Regions from separate parts of the Homo sapiens genome. Here region 1 is linked to region 2. Evidence: read pairs that join two places in POLR2A ChIA-PET (ENCODE). Cell type or tissue: endothelial cell of umbilical vein. All regions are shown on one strand. Each heading gives the region's core, and the rest is flanking DNA. Links, peaks and the distances in the headings are about the cores only. Region 1 overlaps LINC02413 (long intergenic non-protein coding RNA 2413). Region 2 overlaps EEA1 (early endosome antigen 1).

The links. ChIA-PET counts read pairs that join two places held together with the same protein. Peaks named below come from ENCODE experiments on the same cell type or tissue, not always from the same donor. Only the 100,000 strongest peaks of a DNase experiment are listed, where the experiment ranks them.
Region 1: POLR2A ChIA-PET joins it to region 2 with 12 read pairs; 3 of 35 experiments call an interaction of 5 or more read pairs at or near these places.

The regions. Positions count from the first base shown.
Region 1 is chr12:92,995,595-93,011,305 of GRCh38, forward strand. It overlaps LINC02413 (long intergenic non-protein coding RNA 2413), which reads left to right. Exons shown (of 4, transcript XR_945212.3): 2 at 8,143-8,379; 3 at 10,500-10,635. LOC643339 (a long non-coding RNA gene) reads right to left here. Exons shown (of 5, transcript NR_040096.1): 4 at 8,920-9,004; 5 at 8,164-8,229. Among named protein-coding and RNA genes, the nearest start is that of LINC02413, 13 kb to the left of the region's middle. RefSeq lists an enhancer at 12,373-12,682. In endothelial cell of umbilical vein, for the core only: no CTCF peak of the experiment used is centred there; DNase peaks (open chromatin) are centred at 5,997 and 7,267; H3K27ac peaks cover 1,986 bases.
Region 2 is chr12:92,892,485-92,908,195 of GRCh38, forward strand. All of the region lies in intron 1 of EEA1 (early endosome antigen 1), which reads right to left. Among named protein-coding and RNA genes, the nearest start is that of EEA1, 29 kb to the right of the region's middle. In endothelial cell of umbilical vein, for the core only: no CTCF peak of the experiment used is centred there; DNase peaks (open chromatin) are centred at 7,037 and 8,657; H3K27ac peaks cover 1,548 bases.

The DNA.
Region 1 (15,711 bases), core at 3,916-11,915, 100 kb after region 2:
ATGGCTTTGGGAAGTCTATGAACTTCCGGAAATAGCATGAGTCTTCTTTTTTTCTTTTTCATTTTTATACCAAGGGCTTTCAGTGGATTCTTGCAGAACCAAGAACCACTGCGCAAAGCACACGTGCACACTGGGAACTGAGAAGCAACACTGTCATAATCAGTCAACTGAGAAGAGCCCACTGATGCCTGACTGCCAAGGACCCTGCTAAGCTGCTTTGCGTCAAGAGAACAGACAATCCTGGCTTGGCACATTACATTTCAGCAATGGGGTGTCCTTTGGACTAGCGGCTTCCATTCAGTCCACACACAACTGTAAACCACACTGGGCTTTACGGATCAGAATTTTTAACTATAGAGAAAAGATCGTGCACGGGGGTAGTATATCAAATTGCTGTGCCCGGGTCTTCTACACCACACCTATACAGGGGTGGTGATTGAAGTTAAGAGCATCACTTTTTTTTTTCTTTTTTGAGACAGAATGTTCCTCTGTCGACCAGGCTGGAGTGCAACGGCGCGATGTCGGCTCACTGCAACATCTACCTCCCTAGTTCAAGCGATTTTTGTGCCTCAGCCTCCCGAGTAGCTGGGATTATAGGTACCTGCCACCATGGCTGGCTAATTTTTGTATTTTTAGTAGAGACAGAGTTTTGCCATGTCGGCCAGGCTGGTTTCGAACTCCTAACCTCCAGTGATCCGCCTGCTTCGGCCTCCCAAAGTGCTGGGATTACTGGTGTGAGCCACCGCACCTGGTCGAGAGCATCAGGTTTTGATACAATAAACAAAAGTAGAACTTGACCGTGAGGTAATTGCCATGTCATACCATGGAAATAGCTGCATGAGGGATGGCTGAGGATATTCATCTCTACAAATCATTTTCAAAGTTTATCTAGGTTATTGAACCAAAAAACCATGGGAAAAAAACAATGGTATGTATTCTTTCACACTTGATCTTAGAAGCCATGGTATGTATTCTTTTATTCCAAATACTTATCAAGCTCATCTAATAAGAGCAATTTATCTCCCTGAGAAACTTTGTGCTTCTGCCTTGGCCCATGTTAATGAGCCATGTTTGGCTCATGGTGGCTCATTCCCATAATTCCAGCCCACCTTAATGTACTAAAGGACAAAATCACACGATTTTCTCTTATATATGAGAATCAATTGTGAACTTTTGAAAAAGGTGTTTACAAAGCCAGTAATAGATAAAAAGTTTTTTAAGTTGCCAAAAATCAGCAGCAAATTTAACATTTCTTGGGTAAATATTAGAAGCATTTCCTTTAAGGTTGAGAATGAGCTAGGATGCCTCTTGTTTTTTTGTTCTGTCTTAAAAATTGTTTTGAGACAGTCCTGCTTCAGCCCCACAAAGTATTTTGGGATTACAGGCATGAGCCAGCATGCCCGGCCTCTATGAGGCCTTTTAAATTACCTTTTCTTCCATGTAATATTGGGAATTTTGATCAAGAGACATAAGTAAGCAAAAAGATCAGAAGAAAGAGAGTCAGGAGACTCAGCTGTCATTATTTACAGATGATATAAATATTCACAGAAAACTCACAAGAGAATTGGCAGAATCTGTTTAGAATTGTGAATAGAGTTCAGCAGAGTTCCAGAGGCCTTTCTGAGCTCTATTAACCTAGGAATTAACCTAACAAAAATGCCCAGCTTCTCTTGAAGAAATCTTTAAAATTCTACGAAAGCTGTATTTTTCCAACTTTAACGTACCTCCAGATAACCTGGGGATGTTTAAAAAGCAGATTCTGATTCGGTAGCTCGGGGGTGGGGCGGAGCCTGCGTTGACATTTCAAAGCCTGTCAGGTGATGCAGCAGGCCCTGTACAACACTTTGGGTTGATGGTCCTGATGCACTTAAAGAATACATGCAGACAGAAGGCATGCTCATGTGGGGACTCTTTACCATTGCAAAGACTCTCATTCTCTCCAAACTAGTCTATGATTTTTAATACCATTCTCACCAAAATCCCAGTAAAATTTGGGGGTCAGAGGTACTTACTTAATTTACATGAAAAAGGTCAACTTTCAGAAAAAAAAGTGGGGAAAATGGAGAATTTGGCTACCATATATTAAGACATGTAACAAAACCAGGGTAATTAAAAAACACCACCACCAATTTGATAATGCCCAGGAACAGACAATAAAACAATGGAACAGAATATAGAAACAACCCAGAAACAGACCACATGATATTGATTTATGAAAGAGATGGCATCAAAACTTTGTGGCTCATGCCTGTAACCCCAGCATTTTGAGAGGCCAAGGAGGGAGGATTGCTTGAGGCCAGAAGTTCGAGACAAGCCTGTGCAATATAGTGAGACCCCATCTCCATTATTAATAATAAAAAAAAAAACCTTGGTGAAACAAAAAATACATTGATAAATGGTATGCACAAAACTGGCTTACTAGATGGAGAGGATAAAAAATTCTCTCTCTGACACACACACACACACACACACACACACACACACACACACACACAGTCTAAGCTAAATACCTGAAGTTGTTTATGCTTCTGGTAGAGATTGGTCTTGGGCTTCTGATTCAGAGGCAGAAAGCAGAGGCGAAAGACACACTCTTTCTTTTTTTTTTTCCTTTTTTTTTTTGAGACAGAGTCTCGCTCCACTGGCAGGCTGGAGTGCAGTGGGGTGATCTTGGCTCACTGCAACCTCCACCTCCTGGATTCAAGCAATTCTCCTGCCTCAGCCTCCCGAGTAGCTGGGACTACAGATGCGTGCCACCACACCGGCTAATTTTTGTATTTTCAGTAGAGACGGGGTTTCACCCCATTGGCCAGGATGGTCTCGATCTCTTGACCTCGTGATCCACCCGCCTCGGCCTCCCAAAGTGCTGGGATTACAGGGGTGAGCCACCACACCCGGCCAAGACACACTCTTTCAAGCAAGCTTCCTGCATCAGCACATGGGATCCACTACTTAACTCCTTCAGTTAGTCACTCTTGGCCTTGCCATTCATGGAAATTCCTCTGAGATTCTCACAACAAGCCAGTTCTCATACATTGTCTCAGTATATGGTATTGTGAATTGAGTTTTATGATTTCTTTTTTTTGGTCTTCATTAGTATTTTATTGCAAACTTGGAAAAAGGCACGTGAGGAGCTGATAATCTTATCCAGGTTTAACTACACTCAACTTTTTGATTATTGAAGCCAATGCATTAAAGGTTTTCTCTAACTCTGTGTTGTTCACAAATTTTATTTTCATATCCTTGTTTTCATTCAAGTTCATAATGACTATTTGAATAGGTCAGAGTCATAGACAAAGCTCTCAGACAAATAATTAAGAGCTTTCCCACAAAGCTGGTATAGACCTACTGGTTGACCCTACGTGGGGATAAGGCACTTCCTGATTCTTTCCCTTTGTATCCCTCCTCTCTATAGCTTAGGCCACCTGACTTCTCTCTATGGGCGTGGTCTCCCCCATTTGTCTAGGGATAATACTCAGAATTTGAAGGTCTCCAGACCAAAAATCTAGAACTCAGCACAGGATTGTGATTCCTCCTTGTACAGTGCTGGCCCTTAGGGCTAACAGCCGAGCTTCTGCCATGCATGTGACCCTTTCTTTTTTCTTTTTCTTTTTCTTTTTTTTGACAGGGTCTAACTGTGGCCCAGGCTGGAATGCTGCGGCATCATTACAGCTCACTGCAGCTTCGACCTCCCCAGCTCAAGTGATCCTCCTGCCTCAGCCTCCCGACTAGCTGGGACCACAGGCATGTGCGACACCAACCAGCTAATGTTTTTTTTTTTTGTTTTTTTTTTGTTGTTGTTGTTGTTTGTTTGTTTGTTTTTAGTAGAGATGATGTCACATTATGTTGCCCAAACTCATAGCTGGTCTTGAACTCCTGCCCCCAAGTGATCCTCCTGCCTTGGCCTCCCAAAGTGCTAGGATTATAGGCATGAGCCATTGCACCTGGCCAATGCTTTCTGAAATTACCGTTTCAATAAACTGCTTTTTATCCCCATTATTCTCTAACTGGAGTACCTTTATATTTTTTTAAAAACATGTTTAAACTTGGGATCTTTTCATCCATTTTGCATATATCCTCATGCAGAGACTTCTCCCCACCCATACCCCAATACTAAAATTACAAGCCTGTGGCCTGTCCATCTTTCTGTGGTGCCCATTCTTGCCTGCCGAGGACTACCATTTGCTCCTGACTCAAGTACACTGCCCACTTATTAGTGTGCCCACCATTCCCATTAGACACTTGCCAACCTCCCCCATCCTCTTTGTTTGCCTGAACCATGTATCTGTTTGTTACCTGTCACAGTATCTTTATTTTTTAAAATTTATTTTAATTGTAAATTGACAGATTATAGTTGTATATATTTATGAGATTGTTGTGGCTCAGAAAACAATATCCCAAAGTGAAGGCCTCAGAGGTAGCCTCAGAAGCAAGTTCTCTCTGACCTTCTCCTTCCCTCCTGTCTCTGGCCCATCAGTCTCCCCCGAGGCTAGCCATAAAAACTATAATCCTTCTTCCCCAAGGTGTGTTATAGAAACTAGAACTCCTGTTCCTCAAAGCCAGCCATAAAACCTAAAAACATTACTCTAACCTCCTGCCACTCCCCGACCTTCCTGTGTAAGACCTGGCCATAAAGAAATCTCTGACTTACATTGTTTAACGATAGGTCATAAGACACTCATTCCAAAAAGGGTTCTGCCTCATACCTGGAAGGAAGACAGCTGCACAGAGAGGCCAGGAAGAACCTTAACAGACAGGCCTTGCTGGGATTCCCCACTCGGTCTATTTCCATAAGATTATACCTTTTCTGTCCAAACACAGTTCTACACTGCGGTCCATTCTTCATGGAACCTAAGTATAAAAATGGATGGTTTTACCTGTATCTTTGGGTCTTCATTCTAAAGGCTCCCATGTCATATAAAACTATGATTAAATAAATTTGTATGCTTTTCTCTTGTTAACCTGTCCTTTTTTATAGGAGTGTCAGCTTGGACCCTCAGGATGGGGAGAAAAGGGATCACCCCCTTTCTATCCCTATGAGGTACAAAGTGATGTTATGGTTCTCTTTTTCTTTTTTTTTTTTTGAGACAGGATCTGGCTTTGTCACCCAGGCTAGAGTGCAGTGGCACAATCTCGGCTCAGTGCAACCTCTGTCTCCCGTGCTGAAGCAATCCTCCCACCTCTGCCTCCCGAGTAGCTGAGACTACAGGTGCACGCCACCAAGCCCAGCTAGCTTTTGTAATTTTGGTAGAGACAGGGTTTTGCCATGTTGCCCAGGCTGGTCTTGAACTCCTGGGCTCAAAGCGATCTACCGCCTTGACCTCCCAAAGTGCTGGGATTATAGACGTGAGCCACCAGGCCCAGCCCATGATGTTATGACTTATGAATACAATGCGGAGTAATTAAATCAAGCTAAATAACATATACATCACCTCAAATACTTTTTTTTTGTGGTGAAGACATTGGAAATTTACTGTCTTAGCAATTTTGAAAAGTACTATACACGATTATTAACTACCTTCACCACGCAGTGCAATTTATCTCAAAACCAAACCAAAACACAACCTTGCTCCTCCTGTCTAACTGAGGCTGTATACTTTGACCATCAACTCCTCATTCCCCCAGCCCCCAGCCTCTGGTAACCACCATTCTACTCTCTGTTTCTATGAGTTTGATTGTTTTAGATTCCAAATATAAGTGAAGACATACAGTATTTGTCTTTCTGTGCCTGGCTTATTGCACTTAGCATAATGTTCCCTAAGTCCATCTCTGTTTTGCAAATGACAGAATTTCTTTCTTTTTCAAGGCTGTCACTGTACCTTTAAAATGCCATGATCTGTTAACCAGTCTTGTCTTCCTCAGCATCTTGTCTTTCTTCAGCACTACATCATCTCCTCAATATTTTTCCATCCAATATTGGCCAAAATATTATAAGCAATTTTATCAAATGCTTGCTGAAATCCAATATGTGATGGTGGTGACTTCCTCCGGCATGTAATCTACTAATCCTATCAAAAAAGGAATGTTTAGCTTGGCACGCTTGGTCTCAGTGAATCCGAAGTAGTTACCACTGTTTACCTCTCCTTTCTTTAAATGCTTGCATGTCAAATATTGTTCCATTCTCTGGAATGACTTTTACCTGTGAATGGAATCTTGAATGTCATTCTACAGTAAAATTCTCAACCAAAAAAAAAAAACAAAAAAAGCCACTGATTTCTAGTCATCAATCTATAAACACTAAAGACATTTTACTAGTTCACATAGCAAAAAAATTCTGAGGTAGGGTGGTTTCAGGTTGGTTGATTCAGCGTCTCAATAATATTATCAAAGACTCAGATTCTGGCCAGGCACAATGGCTCATGCCTATAATCCCAGAGCTTTGGGAGGCCTAGGTGGATAGATCATTTGAGCCCAGGAAGTTGAGACCAGCCTGGGCAACATAGTGAAACCCTGTCTGTATAAAAAATACAAAAATTAGCCGGGCATGGTGGCATGAGCCTGTAGTCCCAGCTATTCAGGAGGCCAAGGTGGGAGGATCACTTGGGCCTGGCAGGCAGAGGTTGCAATGAGTGGAGATTGTGGCACTGTACTCCAGCCTGGGTGACAGAGGGAGACCCTGTCTCAAAAAAAAAAAAAAAAAGACCCATATTTTTTCCATATCTGTGCTCTGCCACCATCATTATGATGGCCTTATCTTTGGCTGGTTCTCTTCATGGAGGCAAGGGAGCTATGGCAGCTATGACCTGCTTTTCTACAGGTCTTCTTTTAGGAGCAAGAAAAGCATCTAGGAGCTCCCCTTGCCTGACCTGCCACGGTTTTATTTCACAGAACTGGGTCACTTTCCCCCTCCAAACCAGTCACTGGCAAGCTGAGACAGATCAGAATTTAATCCCGAGACATACAGGGAAGAGATGGGTAAACCCTTGAAATTGGCTGTTTACCAACAAGAGAAAGTCGACAAATGCTCTGGGCTAGGAAACCCTACTGTCTGGTCCAGACTGGAGGAATTACTGTCTAATTTGGAGAGTGGTCATATTTGAAGACGGTTACTGATGAAGACCTATTAAAATAACATGGACTTTTTATCTATTCAAAACAGCTTAAAACAGGACTGTGTCCAGAACAAAGGGGTAGATTAAGTTATCTCTAAAATTCCCGGCCAACTGTTTAATGCTGTGATTCTGTTCTCATTGTTTTCACTGTGGAAACTGCTTGCAATTTGGAAGAGTGCGTGTCAGCAATGTTTGTGCTGCCAGCAAAAGTGAATAGTTGCTGATCTGTGTGCATTTCCCCAAATAGCACATTTGTGGAAAACTGAGTCATGGGGATTCTAGGTACTGTGAATCCATCATCTGCACAATTTTCTGAATGCCTTACATCTTAGACACTGGCGGCTTCCCTGTAAATAAACAAATTGTAATGAGACAGTTGACACATAACATGGGATTGGCCAAAGCAAAGCAGGTTTAGCTAACTGGTTTTCCTCTGGCAAATTGTTCCTTTTTTTTTTTTTTTTTTTTTTTTTTTTGAGACAGAATCTTGCTCTGTCACCCAGGCTAGAGTGCAGCGGCATGATCTTGGCTCACTGCAACCTCCGCCTCCTGGGTTCAAGCGATTCTTCTGCCTCAGTCTCCCAAGTAGCTGGGACTACAGGCGCGTGCCACTGTGCCTGGCTAACTTTTGTATTTGTAGTAGAGACAGGGTTTCACCATGTTAGCCAGGCTGGTCTTGAACTCCTGACCTTGTGATCCACCCTCCTCAGCCTCCCAAAGTGCTGGGATTACAGATATGAGCCACCTTGGCCGGCCATTGTTCCTTTTTATTTATTTTGCCCTGAAAGCAGATGATGGTGTTAAATAAAGCAACAAATTAAATGTGGATGTTAGTGCTGCAATGGAGGAAAACTTGCAGAAAAATTGACCTGACTTATTTAATCAAGTGCAGAGACATTACTGTGCTACCTGGGGAGCTATTCAAATACAATACAATCTATATGCCTTCCACCTGAGCAACCAAGTTCTTACAGCGCTAACTAGAGAAGGTGCAGGGGAGGGGGGGAGGACTGGATAAAGTTATTTTTGTGGCAGTTAAGCTTCGATTACTTGTAGATCCATAAATCATCAGCCAAGGTTCTCTTTTCTCCAGCAGTGAGCACAGGGAGGAGGAGGTGCATGCAAGCGATACTGCAGGGCCAGAATCAGAATCATCAGCACGTAGCAACTGATTGGATTTCTGGAGCAAGAAAGAAGAGTTGAAGATAATGTTGAACTTTCTCATTGGGAGATTTTACTAACATTATTGAGCAATTACTGCATGATGGATGTTACGCTAAGAGCATTCTACAATTATTATACCTCTTACGTCTCCCAGTAGTTCTGTTAAGTAAGTACTATTGTTTTTGTTTTAGAGACAGAGTCGGCTCTGCCACTCAGGCTGTAGTCCAGTGGTGCAATCTCAGCTTACCATAGCCTCGGGCTCAAGCGATCCTCCCACCTCAGCTCCCCAAGTAGCTGTGGTCCCAGCTGGCTCCATATGAAAAGCCTCTTGCTTCCTTAATTACTAACCAATGGTAATAGTTTTTTTCTTTTTTGTTTTTTTCAAGAGACAAGGTCTTGCTCTGTCACCCAGGCTGGAGTGCAGTGGTGGTAACATAGCTCACTGCAGCCTTGAACTCCTGGGCTCAAGGGATCCTCCCACCTCCGCCTCCTGAGTAGCTGGGACTACAGGCATATGCCACCATGCCCAGCTAATTTTCAAATATTTTGTAGAGACCAGGGTCTTGCTAATTGCCCAGGCTGGTCTTGAACTCTTACCTCAAGCAATACTCCTGCCTCAGCCTCCCAAAGTGCTAGTACTTCAGGTGTGAGCCACCACCCCCGGTGACCAACAGTAATTCTACACTTCAATCTCTTGCATCCTTACCCTTATCTTGTGTCCTTATGATCATCATAAATAGCTCATTTGGCCGGGCACAGTGGCTCATCCTGGGCAGCACATGAAACCTCATCTGTACAAAAAAATATAAAAATTAGCCAGGTGTGGTGGCACATGACTGTGGGCCCAGCTACTTGGGAGGCTGAGGCAGGAGAATTGCTTGAGGCTGGGAGGTCAAGGCTGCAGTGAGCCGAGATCATGCTTCTGTACTCCAGCCTGGGTGAGAGAGCGAGACCCTGTCTCCAAAATAAAATAAAATAAAATAAAAGCTAATTTGTCTCAGGCTTTGAATTAATCTGCATTAGCTCATGTAATTGTTGCAATAACTCTATGTGGTAGGTACTCTCAGCCCTGTTATACAATGGGTTTGAAATGACTACTGATATACAGAGGTTTGAAATGATGTTACTTGCCCAAGTCTCATGGTGAATGGAGGAGCAAGGAATGGAACTCAGCTCATTTAACACCAAAGGTCTGACCACCACACAGCACTGCCCTCTTTAGCCAAACTAATGTTTTTGTCTTTCTTACTTTTGACCCATTTTATTCCACCTTTCTGAGGTATTTTCAGCATTTTCATTAAGCTAATGAATACAACAATTATTTAAGCAGCTAATCCTTAAATATGCTTCTATAAAATGTCCTTTTAGTTTCATTTTCTCCTTATCACTCCCCAAACCCACCAGACCTACACTTCATATTTTCCCAAACGTGTATACACAAGGCATTCACCTGCTTTTATATGATGTCCTTTCCTGTTCATCTCAACCTGGTAAGGTTAAGAAGGAAAATGATTTTACATATCAGAGGGGAGAGTGCTACAAAAGAATATGAGACACAGACAATTTTGTAAAAAAAAAAAAAAACAACTTTGTATGAGATACCTTATGTACATACACAGAACAGTTAAATCCTGGGCAACATGAAAAAACCTCGTCTCTACAAAAAAATACAAAAATTAGCTGGGCATGGTGGCACAGGCCTGTAGTCCCAGCTACTTGGGAGGCTGAGGCGGGAGGATTGATTGAGTCCTGGAGGTCGAGGCTGCAGTGAGCCATGATTGACAGAGTGAGACCCTGTATCAGAATAAATAAATAAATAAATAAATAAGAATATAATAAGCCAAAAGTGAAGTACAGTGAATGACTAAGTGTTCTAAAGAAAAATAAAAGCAACAGTCCATGGAAGAGGTAGACCTTAAGGATGAGTGGGATTTGATGGGAAAAGGGTGGAAGCTAGAGTGAAGACAGAAATCAACATCTCATTACTGACAGCTATTTATCAAGCACCTCCATGTGTTTGGCCATTAAATTAAAGTTTTGAGGATAGAGATGGAAAAGCTGCTTGCTGTCTTTCTCCCAAATACTCTGTGTTTGGGAAAGGCTTAAACAGATAGCAAAATACACAGTGACACAAAGAGGCACACAATACACCGAGCAAGAGTTTCAGGCATTCTGAAAATGCAGGGGACATATCCCAGTAAGAATGGTAAGCCCTGGGACAGAGGGTGAGCGGTTTACATGGATCAAAGGGCTCGCTCATGATAACAACAGCCTTCTCTAAGCCAGGCACTGAATACTGTGGATACAAAGAGCCCAGAGTCATCAAGAGGAACCAGGAACTCTAACATGATGTGTGGAGCAGGCTATGCAAAGAGGGGTACCTCTCCCAGTCAGAGGCATCAGAGAAGGCTTCCTGGTGGAGGTGAGTAGGAATCACGTGCAATCGTGCAGGCGAGGCGGGGAGAGGACACTTCTGAGCAAAGAAACTGGTTAGAAAATGTACTGGTGTGTAGGGAGAAAGAGGGCCTCCAGGTCACTCAGGGTTGCTATGAGAGCACGAAGTTTAAGGCCAGGAGCAGTGAGATGACATGGAAGAGAGAGGTGGTGACTGGCTGCCTTAGGGAGCCTGGGCTTGATATTGAGCCAGGAAAATGTTTTAAGCATCCTTTAGGTTAGGGAGCTGTATGAATTAGATTCAGGTTGAGCCAAGGTTTTAGCAAGCTTCAAATGCCAAACTGAGCAAATCTTCCCTCACTGTGAGTTTGCTGTGATCACTGTTCTTATGGTTCAGAGAATAACTGTGCTGTAGATATTAGGCTCAATTCAAAGTGGAGCTGCTGAAAAATTTATTAGTGCTGGAGTGCATAGGATGCTGTTCATGCATGACTAGCATTTCAAAGGGCTGTAGATTAAAAGTGAGAGGTCTCTGAAGTCCAATTTCAAAACCCAGAGCCTCTCCGCCACTTATCTCCTACTTCGCACCAATCCTGGAATGAGTCTATAGACCACTGTAACTTCTCCTTCTCAACTTCCACATCTTTTCTTCTCTTTCTATTAGCAACCTTTATATTCCCTTTGGGTGTTTTCTTTTTCTTTCTTTTACCACTTATGATGCCCACATGGTCATACTATGGGAAATGCAGAGCTGAATCCCATTAGAGTCCATTGAGAGCCTGCTGTGCTCCAGGCATTGTTTGGGGCATTTTAAAACATTATCTCATTTAATTATCCTAGCAACAGTAAAAGGCGGGTGTCATTTTACATGAAGAATTCGTGGCACAGACAGGATAAATTACTTGCCCAAATTCACACAACTAGTAATGGACAGAGGTTTTTCACATAAGCTTTTTGGATGTGAATTGGAACACACTCGTCTCTGTGAATTCCCAAAGCTCTTGGGATAACAATACAAAACTTTGTCATGACCTACAAGGGTTTGGATGGCGATTTCTCCGCTCTCTCACCCTACAACCAAACCCAGACAATTGGCATCCAGGGCCCAAGGTCCTGGCCACTCTGGCATACTGTCTCTGGGTTTCGAAACAGTTCATTTAGGATCCTTTATATACAACGAGTTACAAATCATATTCTGTGAGTTTCTGATCTAAGTTAACAGTTCTTTCTTACCAAGGAGACGATGAACACACACACAGACAAGAAAGAGCTGCAGGGAAGTAACAATAACCTCCAACAGGTTCTTAGTTGGAACGGACCCATCACAACAGACAAACAGGAGAAAAACAGAAGTTTATTAATATGGATATTTTATACACGCATGGGGGACATCCAGAGAATGAGTTTTCAAAGAGGTGGCTTTAAGTTCCAGTTTATATATAGCATCTTCAACAAAGAACAATAGATTTTTAGACAAGTGGCAAGACAACAAGAAAGGACTTTTTGAGTTTCTGTGAGCAGGCTGGCAACTCAAGGAAAAGCAAACAAACAGCAGATAAACGCTAGTTAGGAAAGCCTGCCAATGCAAATTCCTCTGGTTCCGACTCTAGGCTGATGAGGGTCTAAAGCTGTCTTCAGTGGTTAAACTTTTCTTGAGGGAAAAGGCGGGGGTTGGTGGCCAGGATATTTTTTGCCTTTGTAAATCTATGTCCTCCTTTTGGACAAATTGAGGCAGAGACCTCTCCTGTACCTGTTTCTTCTTGAGCATCTTCAGCTCAACAATCCTTCATATTTTGGGGAAGATATTCTGGTCTCCCACAGAGCCTTTCAAAGAAGGTTCAGCTCTGGTCTGGGTTCCTCGTCTCTCACTATTATCTGAGTTTGTGTCTCCCACCCTCCTCTGAGTCCATACTGGTCTGTGGAAGAAGGCTGCTTCCCTGAATAAAGGCCCTAATGTTCTATTTGCACAAAGCTCAGTCTTTCTCTATGCTGAACTTGGCTTTATTACTAAGTGGCTGTGAGATTTTCATGTTGTCAACTCTCCTATCTCAGTTTCAGTTTCCTCATCTGTGCAAAATCAGTCATCCCCAAAGTGTTGCCCAGATCAAAAATTTTAGAATTCTATGAAGAGCTTTACCCACTAGTAGAAGAGAGAATTAATACATTCATCAACGAGGACCCCATTTGCACTATTGTCCAGTATAATTATTTAAACTTTCTATCTTTGTGGCATTTATGATTACTTATTGTAAATGAAACTGGTGTGAAGGACACACATTTTTAATGCCTTTAATTGTCATCCAAAGGCGCTTTCCAGCTGAAAAATTCCATGATTCTAAATGTGTATCATCAATTTCATGTCAGGCAGGATCAGAGGCTTGGTCAATATTATTTTTTCCACAGTGAAATTGTGTAAGGCAGGAGATCCTACTTAAGCTAACATATGTGTATCCTTCACAATGGAAGAATAAATAAAAGTATAAGTTGTGGATTTGCTAATAGTTTCTTCCTGCTAAAAATATTAACCTCTTCTATTCCTTAACAATAACTTAACACATGTAGTTTTAGCTTAAAATTTTGGGGAACTTTTGGTGTCTTGAAGTATTTTCTGCAAATTTATTTCTCATCTCCAAATTCTATGTCCCTTTTCTGAATGTTCTTGATGCTACATTTTCATGTATTCATCAACTTGAGATGTTTGGCTCCTTTTTTTTGTTTGTTTGTTTTTGAGACAAGGTCTCACTCTGTCACCCAGGCTGGAATGCAGTGGCATGATCATAGCTCACCACAGCCTCGACTTCCCTACCTTAGGTGATCCTCCCACCTCAGCCTCCTAAGTAGCTGGAACTACAGGCACGGGCCACAATGCCCAGCTAATTTTTGTATTTTTTGTACAGGCGGTGTTTTGGCATGTTGCCCAGGCTGGTCTTGAACTCCTGGGCTCAAGTGATCCTCCTGCCTCGGCCTCCCAAAGAGCTGGGATTACAGGCGTGAGCGACCACACGTGACCTTTTCTACTGTTCTCTGAGCTCCCCAACATTTTCATATTTGCCAAATCACTGTTATGTACAGAGAAATCTCCATCAACTATTTCATTATTTGAAAGAAGCGACGCCAATAAAGAATTTACTCTCTGTTTACTTGGACATAAAGAGCTACTCCAAATTAAGACCTGACATTTTCTCATCTCCTTCTTTGCAATAAAAATAAAATTGAAATTAAACTGGGATAAGTGCAACACATTGTATCTAAGCAGCCATTGTCAAACTGTTTCTAAATATCAACAGTAAAAGCTCTAATCTGAGTCAATTTTGGAATGCACATATATTCCAAAGGGAAATGAATTTTCAAAATGGTATAGGACTCAACATCGCATATTTTAGTCTTCAGGCCAAGCAGGAAAATACTAACAAGCTACTTCTTCCAATTTTGCTATTAATGCAAATTGATGTAAAACTACCTGCTATGGGCGAAACACTCAGCCTCTGCAAATGGTCTCATTCTGAAACTGTCAGTGTCAGAGAAATGGTGTTTCCCTTCCGCAGCTCATTGAAATGGAGATGGCATGGAATGGAGTAAAGGGATGGGGATCTGCTTTCTAATCAGGCAAAATTAGATTCATTTGAATTGGTGCATGGACTGAAATGAAGGGAAAATCCAACCAGTGCCTATTTTTACCTCCTTAGACAGCCTTTGAGCAGCTAGGCATAGTAAAACCATACATGCTAAAATTTCCCACATTGATACAGAATTCATGAGGAAATTATTTTCACACTTTAATGGAATGGGTCTATTGCTTACATTATACAATGTAAGGGAAAAAATTACTAAACTCAGAAGCACATTTCCATATTTCTCATCAACTTAGTTTCTTTGATACAAACATAAGAAGCTACCCCAACTATTACAGAGCACATTTTGCAAATTTCACTAATGCATCGTACTCATGTGACATCAAAAGCAAAAATATCAAAGCAAACACACAGACAACAAATGAAAGCAAACCTTTATAGTGTATCATTCAGTGAAAAATACATGTTCTAAAGAGTTGTGATATATGATACTACGGAACTATAATATATTCCAGTTTCTACAATTTCAGTTCTTTTCAGATTTGGTGTTTATAAAATAACCTAGTAAAGAAGTGGTAGGAGAAAGTGAAATTTTACACAGTGGATTATGTGAAACACAAACTAATGAAACCAGCCAAAGTTTCTGAGTTCTTTTTTTTTCCCAGCCTTCCCCCAGCCAAATGAGTTTTTAATTCATATAGGATTTTTAAAAATCATTTATTTAATTCTCCTATATTTTAGAATAATAGCGTTCCTAGGTTAGTAGTTTTCAGACTTTAAGTTTTCAGGACAGCAAAATTTCCCAAGGCAGTAGAAAGAGCTAACATAGAGTTGCCAAACTGTTAATTTTGCCAATAACAACAATAACAAAAAGCTACCATTGCCATCATTTCAGACAGGAAAGGATATTTCCACACCAAAAATGTAGGAAGTTCATAATGTCAGAATACAAAAGAGCTCTTCCCAAGAAATACAATTTGTTAACCGTAGATAATTTTAAAGGATATACTTATAGTTTTATATACATTTAGAAACATTTATAACATTAAAATTTATTTTATACTACAACAAATATTATGTTCCCTTGGTACAATTTTTTTTTAATTTGATAGCACTATATGTATTTCATACTCTGGTATTTGATAGCACCCATGATGAAGGGCTCTAAGGTGTCATTTGTTTTGGTGTTATATTTTTATCAGTGCCATCATGAAAAATTCTGTTTTACAGATATGAGCAAAAATAAAAACAATAGTCTTAATAGTGTTTTGTTTTTTGTTTTTGAGATGGAGTTTCACTCTTGTTGCCCAGTCTGGAGTGATGGTACGATTTGGACTCACTGCAAACTCTGCCTCCTGGGTTCAAGCGATTCTCCTGCCTCAGCCTCCAGAGTAGGTGGATTACAGGTGCCCGCCACCATGCCCAGCTAATTTTTTGTATTTTTAGTAGAGGCGGGGTTCCGCTATGTTGGTCAGGCTGGTGTCAACCTCTTTAGCTTGGGTGACTCATCCACCTCGGCCTCCCAAATATGC
Region 2 (15,711 bases), core at 3,685-11,684:
AAGCAAAAAAAATCAGAAGATGCAGAACTAAAATGCAGATCTTCTGATTCCTTTGACAATGCTTTCTCTTTTCTTTTTTTTTTTGAAACAAGAGTCTTGCTCTGTCATCCAGGCTGGTCTCACTCTGTCATCCAGGCTGGAGCATAGTGGCACGATCTTGGCTCATTGCAATCTCCACCTCCTGGGTTCAAGCAATTCTCCTGCCTCAGACTCCTGAGTAGCTGGGACTACAGGCACATGCCACCATGTCCAGCTAATTTTTTTTTGAGTAGCTGGGACTACAGGCACATGCCACCATGTGCAGCTAAATTTTTTTTGTATTTTTAGTGGAAACGGGGTTTCACCATGTTGGCCAGGCTGTTCTCGAACTCCTGACCTCAAGTGATCCCCCCACCTTGGCCTCCCAAAGTGCTGTGATTACAGGCATGAGCCACAGCGCCCAGCCGGCAATAGTCTCTTTTCTACACAAACTAAAACTACAGTGATTCAAGTGGTGCAAAAAAGACCAATGCAGCCCAAGTTATCAAGTCCCCATCACCTACCACTCAAACCAATCATTACCATCCAGCTCCAATACTTGATATGACACCATCAGAGACACATTTTGGAGGGTTAAAGGTCTTTTCCCCCTGTACCATTTATCACTTAGCATTATCATTCATTAAAATCTAGGTGTTACTTTTATATCAAATTGCTTTTTGGATGAATCTGAAACCTAGTAAAACACTGGGTAAAAAGAGATTTAGAGCACAAAAACTGACTCAATAATACTCATCAAAAATATATATGGTATATGCTAGCATTATCCACACTTTACAAATGAGGGAACCAAGGCATAGAGACTAAGTAAATTGCCCAAGGTCAGATGGGTAATAAATGAAAGAAGGGATTTTAATTAGAGCAGTGTGGCTCTTAATCACTAACCAATACTGCTTCTCTGTTAGACATCTCCACTGAAATGCCCCTCAATCACCCAAGATTCAAAACACCTCACTACATATTTGCCTCAACATGTGAACATCCTGTACATCACTACTAAATGTTCAACCTAAATCCAAATAAGGATGAATTCATAATGCTATATTCATCAAAATGATTATAAAAACTATATACAATGGAAAAATATACACAGTATGATTTAAATTATATATAAAAACTACTGATATAAGAAAAAAGATTAAAAAGAAATATTCCAAAATTCAAATAATGATTTCTGTAGCAAGACAGGAATCTTCATTTTTATTTTTTTCAGTTTTCATTTTGCTACTTTTTTTTTCAGAATTTTAGATCCATACTTGAATTGCTTTTATCTTGAAAAAAATGTTTTATGTTAAAGATAAGCAAACCTCCAGTTTAATAGCCAGCATTCCTTTTTTTTTCCTCATGCAGATACTTTGCACATTTATTTACAGGCATATCTCATTTTATTGTGTGTCTCTTTATTGCACTTTGCAGATGTGGCGCTTTTTAGATATTGAAAGTTTGTGTCAACTCTGCCATCAAGCAAGTCTATTCCTGCCATTTCTTCAAAAGCATGTGCTCACTTTGTATCTCTGTGTCACATTTTGGTAATTATCATAATATTTCAAGCTTTTTTATTATTATCATATCTGTTATGGTGACCTGTGATCAATGATCTTTGAAGTTACTACTGCAATTGTTTTGAGGCACTACAACCCATACCCATATAAGATGGCCAACTTAATTGATAAATGTTGTGTGTGTTCTGACTGCTCCACTCACTGGCCATTTCCCAGTCTCTCTCCCTTCTCCTTGAGCCTCCCTATTCCTTGAGACACAACCATATTAAAATTAGGCCAATTAATAACCCTATAATGGCCTCTAAGTGTTCAAGTGAAAAGAAGAGCTGCTCATTTCTCACTTTAAATCAAAAGCTAGAAATGATTAAGCTTAATGAGGAAGGCATGTGGAAAGCTGAAACAGACTAAAAGCTAGGCCTTTGTGCCAAACAGCCAAATGTGAATGCAAAGAAAAAGTTCCTGGGGAAATTAAAAGTGCTACTCCAGTGAACACACAAATGATAAGAGCACAAATTGCTGAGAATGTTTTAGTGACATGGATATAAGTTCAAACCAGCCATTAACGTTCCCTTAAACCAAAGCCTAATTCAGAGAAAGGCCCTTCAATTGTACGAAGGCTGACAGAGATGAGGAAGCTGCAGAAGAAATGTTTGAAGGTAGCAGAGGTTGGTTCATGGGATTTAAGGAAAGAAGCTGTCTCCATAACATAATAATGCAAAGTGAAGCAGCAAGTGATCATGGAGAAGCTGCAGCAAGTTATCCAGAAGATCTAGCTAAGATAATTGATGAAGATATCTATATTAAGTAACAGATTTTCAATTCAGAAAAAAACAGCCTTCTATTGGAAGATGTCATCTGTAACTACTATAGCTAGAGAAGAGAAATCAATACTGGGCTTCCAAGCTTCGAATTCCAAGCTTCAAAGAACAGGGTAATTCTTGTTAGGGGTTAATGCAGCTGATGACTTTTAAGTTCAAGCCAATGATCATTTATACCGTTCTGAAATTCCTAGGACCCTTAAGAATTACGCTAATGCTACTCTGCGCTCTATACATAGAACAAGAAAGCCTAATTAATAGCACATCTGTTTACCACATGGATCACTGAATTTTTTTTTTTTTTTTTTTTTTTTTTTTTTTTTTTTTTTTGAGACGGAGTCTCACTCTGTCGCCCAGGCTGGAGTGCAGTGGCCCGATCTCAGCTCACTGCAAGCTCCGCCTCCCAAGTACATGCCATTCTCCCGCCTCAGTCTCCTGCCTCAGAGTAGCTGGGACTACAGGTGCCTGCCACCAAGGCCGCCTAATTGTTTTTTTGTATTTTTAGTAGAGACAGGGTTTCACCGTGTTAGCCAGGATGGTCTCGATCTCCTGACCTCATGATCCACCCGCCTCAGCCTCCCAAAGTGCAGGGATTACAGGTGTGAGCCACTGTGCCTGGCTGGATGACTGAATATTTTAAGCCCACTATTAAGAGCTGCCACTGGAAAAAAAAAAAAAAATCCTTTCAAAAATATCACTGTTCATTGACAATTCACCTGGTCACCCAAGAGCTCTCCTGGAGGCATACAAGGAGTTTAATGTTGTTTTCATGCCTATTAATATAACATCCATTCCGCAGCCTATGGATCAAGGAGTAATTTTGACTTTCAAGTCTTATTATTTAAGAAATATATTTTGTAAGGCTATAACTACCATAGATAGTGACTCCTCTGACAGATCTGGGCAGAGTGTGTGGAAAACCTTCTAAAAAGGTCACCATTCTAGATGTGATTAAGAACATTTGTGATTCATGGGAGGAAGTCAAAATATCAACACTAACAAGAGTTTAGAAGTTGATTCCAACCTTCATAATGACTGTGAGGGGTTCAAGACTCCAGTAGAACAGATACGGTGGAATCAGCAAGACAACTAGAATTAAAAGTGGAGCCTGAAGATGCGACTGATAATTTTCTTTTTTTTTTTTTTCTTGAGACGGACTTTTGCTCTGTCACCAGGCTGGAGTGCAGTGGTGTGATCTCAGCTCACTGCAACCTCCACCTCCCAGGTTCAAGCGATTCTCCTGCCTCAGCCTCCCGAGTAGCTGGGACTACAGGTACGTGCCACCACGCCCAGCTAATTTTTGTATTTTTAGTAGAGACAGGGTTTCACCATGTTGGCCAGGATGGTCTCGATCTCTTCACCTCGTGATCCACCCACTTCGGCCTCCCAAAGTGCCGGGATTACAGGTGTGAGCCATCGCGCCTGGCATGACTGATAATTTTCACAATAAAACTTTAATGGAGGAGGAATGGCTTCTTAGGGATGAGCAAAGAAGGTGGTTCCTTGAGATGAAATCTGCTACTGGAGAAGATGCTGTGAACACTGTTGAAATGACAACAAAGAATTTAGAATATTCCATAAATTTAGTTGATAAAGCATCAGCAGCTTTTCGGAGGATTGACTCAAGTTTTGAAGGAAGTTCTACTGTGGGTAAGATGCTATCAAACAGCATGCTACAGGGAAATCTTTCATGAAAAGAAGAGTTAATCAAAGCAAAACAGCAAACTTCATTGTTGTTTTATTTTAAGAAATGCCACAACTCCAGCCTGACCAACATGGTGAAACTCCGTCACTACTAAAAATACAAAAATTAGCCAGGCGTGGTGGTGCGTGCCTGTAATCCCAGCTACTCAGGAGGGAGGCAGGAGAATCGCTTGAATCCGGGAGGTGGAGGTTGCAGTGAGCCAAGATCGCACCACTGAAAGAAAAGAAAAAAAGAAAAAAAAAGAAATTGACACAGCTATCCCAACCTTCAGAAACCTCCACCCTGGTCAGTCAGCAGCTATCAGTATAGAGGCAAAACCTTCCACAAGCAAAAAGATTATGACTAGCTGGGCAAGATGGCCCACATTTGTAATCCTAGTGCTTTGGGAGGCCAAAGAAGGAGGATCGCTTGAGGCTAGGCATTTGAGACCACTCTGGGCAACATAATGAGACCCCATCTCTACCAAAAAAATACAAAAATCAGCAAGGCGTGGTGGCGTTCACCTGTAGTCCCAGCTACCAGTGAGGCAGGAGAATAGGGTCTGGAGGCAAGGAAACTAAGGCTGTTTCATGGCAACTTCCTAGAACTAAATTGAAAGGAAAACCCTAACTTTCCACACCTAAGTAACAAAAGGACCACAGGCTACTCCCTTTGACCTTTCCTTTGACCTTTTCTGCACAGATGGGAAATTGGCTATCCACAACAAATCAGACTGATTGTGGGCAAGTCTTCATTTGCATAGAAGTATAACTGTGTAGCTTTACCCTAGGCTCTGATTGGTTGCCTTTTGCAACCAATCAGATGTTTGCACAGGAGTGTGACCTTTGTAACTTTACTTCAGCCTCTGGTTGGCTGTTTTCTGCAACCAATCAGACTGAATGTGGGTTACCACTTCATTTACATGAGGTGAGCGTGAAGTGGCTAATCAGAAACGTCTAGGGGGTATTTGGACCCAAGAAGATGCTGTATCCAGGCCCTTGAGCTGCTGCTCAGGCCCACTCCCACACTGTGGAGTGTACTTTCGTTTCCAATAAATCTCTGCTTTCGTTCTTTTGTTGCTTCATTCTTTCTTTGCTTTGCTGGGCGTTTTGTCCAATTCTTTATTCAAAACGCCAAGAATCTGGACAACTTGCAGTCACGACCCTCTACCAGTGACAATAGGAAGGCTGAGGCAGGAGGATCACTTAAGCCCAGGAATTCAAAAATGCAGCGAGCTATGATCACACCATTGCATTATAGACCGGATGACAGAGCGAGACTCTGTCTCATCAAAGAAAAAAGATTACAAATCACTGAAGGCTCAAACGATTGTTGGCATTTTACAGCAATAAAATATTTTTTAATTAAAGTATCTATTAGACATAATGCTATTGCACACTTAATAGACTACAGTATGCCGTGAATATAATTTTTATATGCACTGTGAAACCAAAGAATTTATGTGACTCGTTTTATTGCGATACTTGTTTTATTGCAGTGATCTAGAACCAAGCCCGCAATATCTCCAAGATATGCCTATATACAAGTATGCCTATATACTTGTATAATTTTTATATAAATCAGGAAACTAGAACAAGTACAAAATAACAACCAGTAATTAAAGCTACAGAGAAATTCCCAAACTCTTCTCAAACATACTTCCTCAAAGAAGGGTATAAGATTAAACTTTTATTTTATATTCTGGATAGAGTATTAACCTAGCATGCCATGACAAAGGGGAAATAAAATGATCTTGAACCTTTTTTAAAGTACTTATGTTCTTTAGGATTCTCAGAAGAACTCAGGGTTCTGTGAGGTTCTGTCAACTAAAGAATGACAAAGAAGGAACATTATGGCTGGGTGAAATGGCTCACGCCTGTAATCTCAGCACTTTGGGAGGCTGAGGTGGGTGGATCACTTCAGGTTAGGAGTTTGAGACCAGCCTGGCCAATATGGTGAAACCTCATCTCTACTAAAAATACAAAAATTAGCTGGGCATGGTGGTGCACACCTGTAATCCCAGCTATTCGGGAGGCTGAGGCAGGAGAATTGCTTGGACCTGGGAGACAGAAGTTGCAGTGAGCCGAGATCGTGCCACCGCACTCCAGCCTGGGTGACAGAGCGAGACTCCATCTCAAAAAAAAAAAAGAAGAAGGAACATTACTTGTGTAACTATGTCTTCTTTTTTTTTTCCTTTTTTTCCCTTTTTTTTTTTTTTTTTTTTTTTTTTTTAGAGACAGGGGTCTCAGAATGTTGCCCAGGCTGGTCTTGAACTCCTAGGCTCAAGTGATCCTTCTCCCACTTCATCCTCCCAAAGTGCTGAGATTACAGGCATGAGCCACTGCATCCAGCCTATGTTTCAATAAAGATGGCTAGAGAACATCAGAGGCACACTTCAGAAAGAGACAGGTATCTTACTCATGAGTGAAAAAAAAAAAAAAAACCACAAACATTGTTTAGAGATGGAGGAGGCAATAACTGTATCCTGTCCAAGAATAGTAGCAACCACCACACCAAGGCTTATCCAAAACAGGTAGAAAGTGGCAGAATTTCAATAAAGTACTAAAGATGAAGAATGCAAAATGAATCTCTGGCCAAAGGCAAAAAAAAAAAAAAAATGAGAGGAGCTGGATATGAGGGGTCTCCATTTGGTTGTCGATACCAGGAGACAGTACCCACTACCCGAAATGATGAAATTGTAAGGCTTTCATCCTCAGAGAAGTCAGAGAAGGTTAAGCCAACTGAATACATGAGTGAAATAAACATGAATTTTAGATACCACCAATCTAGATCAAATCTCACTTCAGCCTAACTTCAATTTGCTACAGGCTTTAGAGAGGCTGCACTTTATTGCCAGGTCTTGGAGCCTGAGCACTACCTCCTGCCTCAGCGTGGTCGCTGACCCTTCTTCTGGGAGGTTTCCACTTTCTAGACAAGCAGACAAAGCTTGTGAAATAATCAAAGCAGTGATGCCAAGGATGTCATGGCAGAAGGCCTGGGTTCCTGAGTCACTGAGAGCTCAGAGGGCTGGATTTGACATTCCTGATGCATTACACAGGCACATTCATCCTGCTGACACTGTAATCTGTCCTCATTGGGAAAGTTAGGATCATCTTCCTGGGCACTGAATAGGGTCAGCTTTTAATCTGGTCTCTTCACTTTGTAGTGGGACAAAAGGTGTTGGAAGAATTAGGGGAGAGGGTGCAGTGGGCCTCTACTTTCTCCTTCCTCTTGCTCGTTCTCATTTTCTTTGTCCTTACAATCTTCCTAAAATGCCTATGCTTTTTTGGAAGTTGATCTAGCTTTCTTTTCTGGACTGGAGGCACAGCAGGATATTGTGAAACCTCAGCCACATGACTCTTGGGTGTCTCCTCCAATGGCTCTGATAATGATTCCAAACTTCTCTTCAGAGGGTGAACTTCCATTCTCCCTTGGGTGGAATTTATCTTCCACATCTTGAGTATTTGGTGATGAACGTTCAAGTCTTTAGTGACATGTTTGGGAGACTGGAGATTCCTAAAGTCTGTCACTGAGGACTTTTTTTTTAAAACCTACTATGCTGATCCTAGCCAGCTTTGCAGAAACAAGGAATCACAACAAAAGGGACCAAAAGTCAAATGATATTTTTAAAATGGTAGTTAGCACCCTGACTGTTTCCAATGACGTATCCTTAGCTATCACTGATACAGGAGATATACTCATTTCAGATTTCTCCCCTCGACTTATCTAAAGGCATTCAATGGCCTTCAGAAATAAAGTCCTCAAGTTGTTCTTAGCCTAGGGAATCTCAGATTTCCTAGTATAGTATGGAAGAGCAGGCCTCAGTCTCTACAGTCCCTTTAAACTTTCCCAAAATCTAACATTCTAAAACTGTCTAAATTTATCCAGAGTATGTCTTTACTGTGTGTTTTTTTTTTTACATTTAATGCCCACAAAATTTTCTTGTTTTAATATCAGCTACAGTTCTGCAAACACCAAAGCAAAATTCTTTCCCAAAATAATATAATTGAGACATGAATTTATAAATAAATAAAAGCCAGCTCTGGATTTAATGATACACTCATGGATGTGGCAAAAAGTAAATGGCGAAAATGTTTTAAAAGAGCATTTAAATTTTTTTTTGTAGTTGTTTTTTTTTTTTGTCTTGTTTTATTTTTTTGAGGCACAGTCTCACTCTGTCACCCAGGCTGGGGTACAATGGTGTGATCTTGGCTCACTGCAACCTCTGCCTCCCAGGTTCAAGTGATTATCCTGCCTCAGCCTCCCCAGTAGCTGGAATTACAGGTGCCCGCCACCACGTCCAGCTAATTTTTGTATTTTTAGTAGAGACAGGGTTTCACCATGTTGGCCAGGCTGGTCTCTAAATCCTGACCTCAACTGATCCGCCCACCTCAGCCTCCCAAAGTGCTGGGATTACAGGCGCGAGCCAACACGTCCAGCCTAAACTGGATATTTAATATAAAGAACCGTTCTATAAAACTAGAAATTCATTTTTGATTCATTAACATTTCAATAACTTCACACTACGATGGTATTAAGAACAATGAAAGACACTGGAAACAGGAAGTTATACTTCCAAAGAACTGTATTTTCCTCATTTCTGTTTCCTTTATTTTTCCAGATGCCAGATGGCTTTTCACCAAGGTTTTCCTTGACTGAGCCGAAGTAAGCAATTCAAAGAAATATTGTACTTTTTTTTATTTTTGTAAAGATGAGGTCTCTGTATGTTGCCTAGGCTCATCTCAAACCTATGGGCTCCAGTGATTCTCCTGCCTCACCCTCCCAAAGTGCTGGGATTACAGGTGTGAGCCACCATGGCCACCTGAAATAAGGTACTTCTACATAAACCTATTATCATCACCAAAAATACCCTTTCTCAAATTTGCCTACAATAATCCTAGTAAATATACCTAAGTAAAGCCCAAGAGGCATGGGGAGTAAACAGAGAAAAAAACAAGGAAACCCTCACAAGTCAGGGGTTTTTGATGTCCATATTTTAAATATACTCCTCATGATTGCTGTTAAATTATCTAAGAACTTCTTGTTTTTTTTTTTTTGAGACGGAGTTTCACTCTTGTTGCCCAAGCGGGAGTGCAATGGCATTATCTTGGCTCACTGCAACCTCTGCCTCCCAGGTTCAGGCGATTCTCCTGCCTCAGCCTCCCAAGTAGCTGGGACTACAGGTGCACGCCACCATGCCCAGCTAATTTTTTGTATTTTTAGTAGAAACGGGGTTTTTCCATGTTGGTCAATCTGGTCACAAACTCCTGACATCAGATGATCCGCCCACCTCAGCCTCCTAAGGTGCTGGGATTACAGGCATGAGCCACCGCACCCAGCCTTCATTCTTATTCTATTTTTAAGCCACTAAAATTCCTTTATTTCAAGGAGAAGCCCAAAAACAATAACACTAACCCTAAATAAAGCATATAAAGCATTCTAACTTTTTCACTTATAAAAGTTTTATTTTGCAAAAAGAATGGGATTGGAATGATTTATGCTAAAAATTTAAAGTGATAGGCTGGGCACAATGGTTCACATCTGTAATCCCACCACTTTGGGAGGTCCAGGTGGGAGGATCACTTGAGCCCAGGAAGTCAACGCTGCAGTGAACTGTGATTATGCCACTTTACTCCACCCTGGGCAACAGAGTAAGACCTTGTCTCCACAAAAAAAAGAATTTCAAATATTATTAAGATGGAACCAATCTTAAAAACAAGGTACACAATGGACCAAAAATAAAATGGAAACATAGAGTATCCAGGATTCTGGAACCTAAAACAGGTAGAGGCAGCTAAGTTCAGTAATAAGAACCAAAAACGCCCTGGATGCGCAAGGTAACAAGAAGCCAGGCCCACTGTGAGAACTTAGTAAGCGGGGCAAGGCAACTATCCCTTGCAATGAATAGAAACTCTTTAAAAAGCTGTAAATCCGGCCGGGTGCGATGGCTCACGCCTGTAATCCCAGAAGTTTGGGAGGCCAAAGTGGGCATAACACGAGGTCAGGAGTTCGAGACCAGCCTGGCCAACAGGGTGAAACCCCGTCTCTACTAAAAACACAAAAATTAGCTGGGTGTGGTGGCGGGCGCTTGTAATCCAAGCTACTCAGGACGCTGAGGCAGTAGAATCATTTGAACCTGGGAGGCAGAGGTTGTAGTGAGTCAAGATTGTGCCACTGCACTCCAGCCTGGGCAACAGGGCGAAATTCTGTCTTAAAAAAAAAAAAAAAAAAGGCTGTAAATCCTGCCACACACTGTTTAGGCCCAAAGTTTGAGCAGAGCTTTTCCAGGTAGAGATGAGAGGGCATTCCAACCAAAGCATTATTTGTAACAGCTTATAAATCATAAGCAACCTATATGTTCAAAATGAAGAAACTGTTAACTAAACTACGACGTAACTGTTCAACAGTCTTTTTTTTTTTTTTTTGAGACGGAGTCTCGCTCTGTCACCCAGGCTGGAGTGCAGCGGCGCGATCTTGACTTACTGCAAGCTCCGCCTCCCGGGTTCACACCATTCTCCTGCCTCAGCCTCCCAAGTAGCTGGGGTTACAGGCACCCGCCACCACACCCGGCTAATTTTTTTTGTATTTTTTAGTAGAGACAGGGTTTCACCGTGTTAGCCAGGATGGTCTCAATCTCCTGACCTCGTGATCCGCCCACCTCGGCCTCCCAAAGTGCTGGGATTACAGGCATGAGCCACCGCGCCCGGCCTGTTCAACAGTCTTGACAATTAATGGGATAAGTGTGTAGGTTATAAAAGCATGAAGGTTATGTAGAAAAATGAGAATGCAGTCGGAAGCGGTAGCTCACGCCTGTAATCCCAGCACTTTGGGAGGCTGAGGCAGGCAGATCACCTGAGGTCGGGAGTTTGAGACCAGCCTGACCAACAAGGAGAAACCCCATCTCCACTAAAAATATAAAAATTAGCCAGGCGTGGTGGCACGTGCCTGTAGTCCCAGCTACTCGAGAGGCTGAGGCAGGAGAATCACTTGAACCCAGGAGGCGAAGGTTGTGGTGAGCTGAGATAGCACCATTACACTCCAGCCTGGGCAACAAAAGCAAAACTCCATCTCAAAAAAAAAAGAAAAATGAGAATGCATATGATATATGATACATCTATTGTGAGAAATTAAAAAAAGAAAAAACAAAAAGAAAGAAAAGAATGTATATGATATAAATCCTGAATTTGTCAAAGAGGTAAATACAACATTTGTATATATTATGACTTCAATTACATAAAAATACATACACATAAAGAGATTAAAAGGTAATCATATAAGACCAATGAGTTTTATGTTAGGATGATTTTTTTGTTGCTACTTTTCCCCCTCATATTACTGAATAGATGAGATTTGTGTTAAGATGATTTTATTAACCACCCACCTACTTCCACCCATAATTTTTTGTTAGTGTTGTCATATTACTTTTTAAAGTTTTCTGATTTTTTTTTTTTTGAGACGGAGTTTCTCTCTTGCTGCCCAGACTGGAGTGCAATGGTGCAATCTCAGCTCACCACAACCCCCGCCTCCCGGGTTCAAGCGATTCTCCTGCCTCAGCCTCCTGAGTAGCTGGGATTACAGGCATGCACCACCACCCCGGCTAATTTTGTATTTTTAGTAGAGACGGGGTTTCTCCATGTTGGTCAGGCTGGTCTTGAACTCCTGACCTCAGGTGATCTGCCAGCCTCAGCCTCCCAAAGTGCTGGGATTACAGGCGTGAGCCACCATGCCTGGCCAAAAGTTTTCCGATTTTTAAAAAACCATTTGGCCTTGACAAAAAGATCCAGAGAATTCTAATTATCAAACACTCACCATTAATGTTTAAGTAGCTACAACCAAACAGACCAACTAAAGGAAAACCAGCTACAACAAAACTATTTCTCTATTCACTATACTTCTGAACAAATGTTTGAGTTTTCCACACCAATTCTCTGCAGCCACCAACTGTATGTCCCACAATTTAATTGAATTCTGACACTATCTGGAATTAGCACAGACCTCACAGACTAAGGGATCAGTCCCTTAAGACTGCCCTCCCCTTCTAACACCAATAGCAAATAAAAGGTCCCCAGGTTACCCACACTTTTGTCTACTTTGGCTACATGTCGGGAACCCTCACAACTCCCCTCCTCAGGTTTGATAATTTGCTATAGCAGCTCAAAGAACTCAGGGAAACATTTTACTTATGTTTACTCTAAAAGATATCTTAAAGGATACAAATAAACAGCCAGATGAAACAGTATGTAAGGGAAGGTCTGCAGGGCTCCCAAGCACAGGAGCTTCTGTCCCCATGAATTTAGAGATACATCACCCTCCCAGCACATGAATGCATTCGACAACCAGGAAGATCTCCAAAATCACTGTTTAAAGTTTTTACAGAGGTTCCATTATGTAAGCATGATTGACTAAGTCATTGGCCATTGGTGATTAACTCAATCTCTAGCCCCTCTCTATGCCTGAAGGTCAGAGGGTAGGGTCGAAAGTTCCATAGCCTTAATCTTGTGGCTAGTGTCTATGGCAACAAGTCCCCAACCTGAAGCTATCTAGGGGCCCATCAATATCACCTTATTAGCATAAACTCAGGTATTGCCAAAAGGTACTTATTATGAATGACAAATGACATTCCTTTCACCTCCATCACTCAAGGAATTCCAAGTTTTAGGAGCTCCATGCCAGAAACAAGAAAAAAGACCAAATATATATTTCTTATTATAACAATATTACATCAATATTTGAAATTATGAAAAAAATACATAGTATTCCAAGTATTTACTTCAAATAAGAACAGATGTTGGCTGGGTGTGGTAGCTCACACCTGTAATCCCAACAATGGGAGGCCAAGGCGTGCGGATCATTTGAGGTCAGGAGTTAAAGACCAGCCTGGCCAACATGGTGAAACCCCATCTCTACTAAAAATACACACACACACACACACACAAAGCTGAGCGTGGTGGCACACACCTGTAATCCCCTGGGGAGCCCAGGGCAGGAGAATCGCTTGAACCCGGGAGACCGAGGTTGCAGTGAGCCGACATCACGCCACTGCACTCCAGCTTAGGTGACAGAGAGACTCTGTCTCAAAAAAAAAAGAACAGATGTCTGCAATAAACAGGATATCCTAGACTGCTGGTAATAAAAACAAATTCATACTACAAGATCAGTATAAAACCGCATTAATCTCTGCAAAAAACTATCAAAGAAGCAAACACAAATTTGAGAAAGAACAGCACTTTACTGGGAGAAAAAATGTTATTGTTTACTTATGCAATATCTTAAAAAGAAATATCACTGTCACAGAAGTTTTAACAACCTAAAACTTTTTTGAAATAAATGATTTATCTATTGCAGACTAGTTGTTTACTGAGTATAATTTAGACATATATATATATATATTTTTAATAGGCAAAATCTCACTCTGTGACCCAGGCTGAAGTGCAGTGGCACAATCATGGCTCATCGTAGCCTCAAATTTCCTGGGCTCAAGCCATCCTCCCGCCTCAGCCTACTGAGTAGCTAGGACTACAGATGAGTGCCACCACACCTGGCTAATTTTCTTTTCTTTTCTTTTCTTTTTTTTTTTTTTCTGAGACAGGGTCTTACTCTGTCACCTAGGCTGGAGTGCAGTGGTGTAATCTCGGCTCATTGCAACCTCTGCCTCCTGGGTTCAAGATATCCTCCCACCTCAGCATCCTGAGTAGCTGGGACTATAGGCACATGCCACCACACCTGACTAATTTTTGTATTTTTTTTATAGAGACGGGGTTTTGCCATGTTGCCCAGGCTGGTCTCAAATTCTTAGGCGCAAGCAATCCACCTGCCTCAGCCTCTCAAAGGGCTGAGATTACAGGCATGAGTCATCATGCCTGGCCCTGGCTAATTTTCTTTAAGCAAAATTCTTTCTAAAACTGGAAAGGATACAAGTATTAGAAATTAAATAATATACAACTCAAAACCTTGGGGATTTATAAGCTATCTATAAGGATTTCTTATAAAATGTAACTTTAGGGGCCGGGTGCAGTGGCTCACGCCTGTAATTCCAGCACTCTGGGAGGCCGAGGCGGGCGGATCACGAGGTCAGGAGATCGAGACCATCCTGGCTAACACGGTGAAACCCCGTCTCTACTAAAAACACAAAAAAGGTTAGCCGGGCATAGTGGCGGGCGCCTGTAGTCCCAGCTACTGGGGAGGCTGAGGCAGGAGAATGGCATGAACCCAGGAGGTGGAGCTTGCAGTGAGCCAAGATTGCGCCACTGCACTCCAGCCTGGGTGACAGAGCTAGACTCTGTCTCAAAATAAAAAAAAAATTAAATAAAATGTAACTTTCAACACTGATTTTGTTACTCTATTTCATCTGCATCCCACCATAAAAACAAATTAGAAAGATTTTCACAAAAAGTTTGAAAAGCCATTTACTATATGCAGACCTTAAGAACAATGCTTTAAATACATTATGCAAGCCTTATACTAAATGGATAGACAAAGGGCTCTCACTAACCCTTTTCTACTATTAAGAGCTAAAAACGTAACATATAGATAAAGCGAGAAGTTATCTTTGCAAATAACAAATACTATTTCATGAAAAAAAATTCATGTAAAGTAATTGAGGGGTTCCCAGGGAGTTTTCATACTTGACCTCTTAGCTTATCACATACTCTTTAGGTAAATTCATTTACTCCCTTAATTTTCATTAACACCATTGCTGAAAATAATAAAACACTAACTTTAATCCAGACCTTTGCTGAGTTTCCAATTCATATTTTCCTGTCCTGCCAAATATATCTAATTGAATGCCTTGAGAGCACCACAAAGTCAGCTTATTCAAAACCAAATTCATTTATCTTTGCTCAAAGCTTTCACCCATCTACATTCTCCATCTCAGATTATAGAACCATCACACACTCATTTTGCCTAAATCCAAGGCATCACTCTTACTTGTCTCTATTCCTTAACCTTCACATCCAATCACCAAGTTAATTCAACTGCCCACTTAAATTTTGAATCTATCCCCCTTTCTCCATCTCCTTGGCCACTACCTTAATTCATGTTGCAATCATCTCTCACCTGGACGATAAAAGAGACCTAATATAGCACTCTATACCTCTACATCCACATTTGTAGTTGTTTACTAAGAAATCAAGCAATGGATTTCTCAAAGCATTGTAACCAAACCAAACTCTTCATTCATCTCAACACTTTACCATCCTAGGAAAAAGTTTACTTTCCTCACTATGTTCTCCAGCTTAGTCAATAATATCCTCATTTATCAAGAACTTCAGTTAAAACCTAAATGAACTATTAACCAGGCATGGTGATGGGCACCTGTTATCCCAGCTACTTGGGAGGCTGAGGCAGGAGAATCACTTGAACCCAGGAGGCGGAAGTTGCAGTGCACTGAGATCACACCACTGCGCTCCAGCCTGGGTGACAGAGTGAGACTGTCTCCAAACAAACAAACAAACAAAAATTAAAACCTAAATGAACTAAAACAGATATTTGCACACCAATGTTCATAGCAGCATTATTCACAATAGCTAAAACATGTAAATAATCCAATGTCTGTCAACGGATGAATGGATAAACAAAAGGTAGTATATACATCCACAATGAAATATTATTCAGCCTTTAAAAGGAAGAAAATTCTGATAACATGCTGCAACATGAAGCTAGAAAT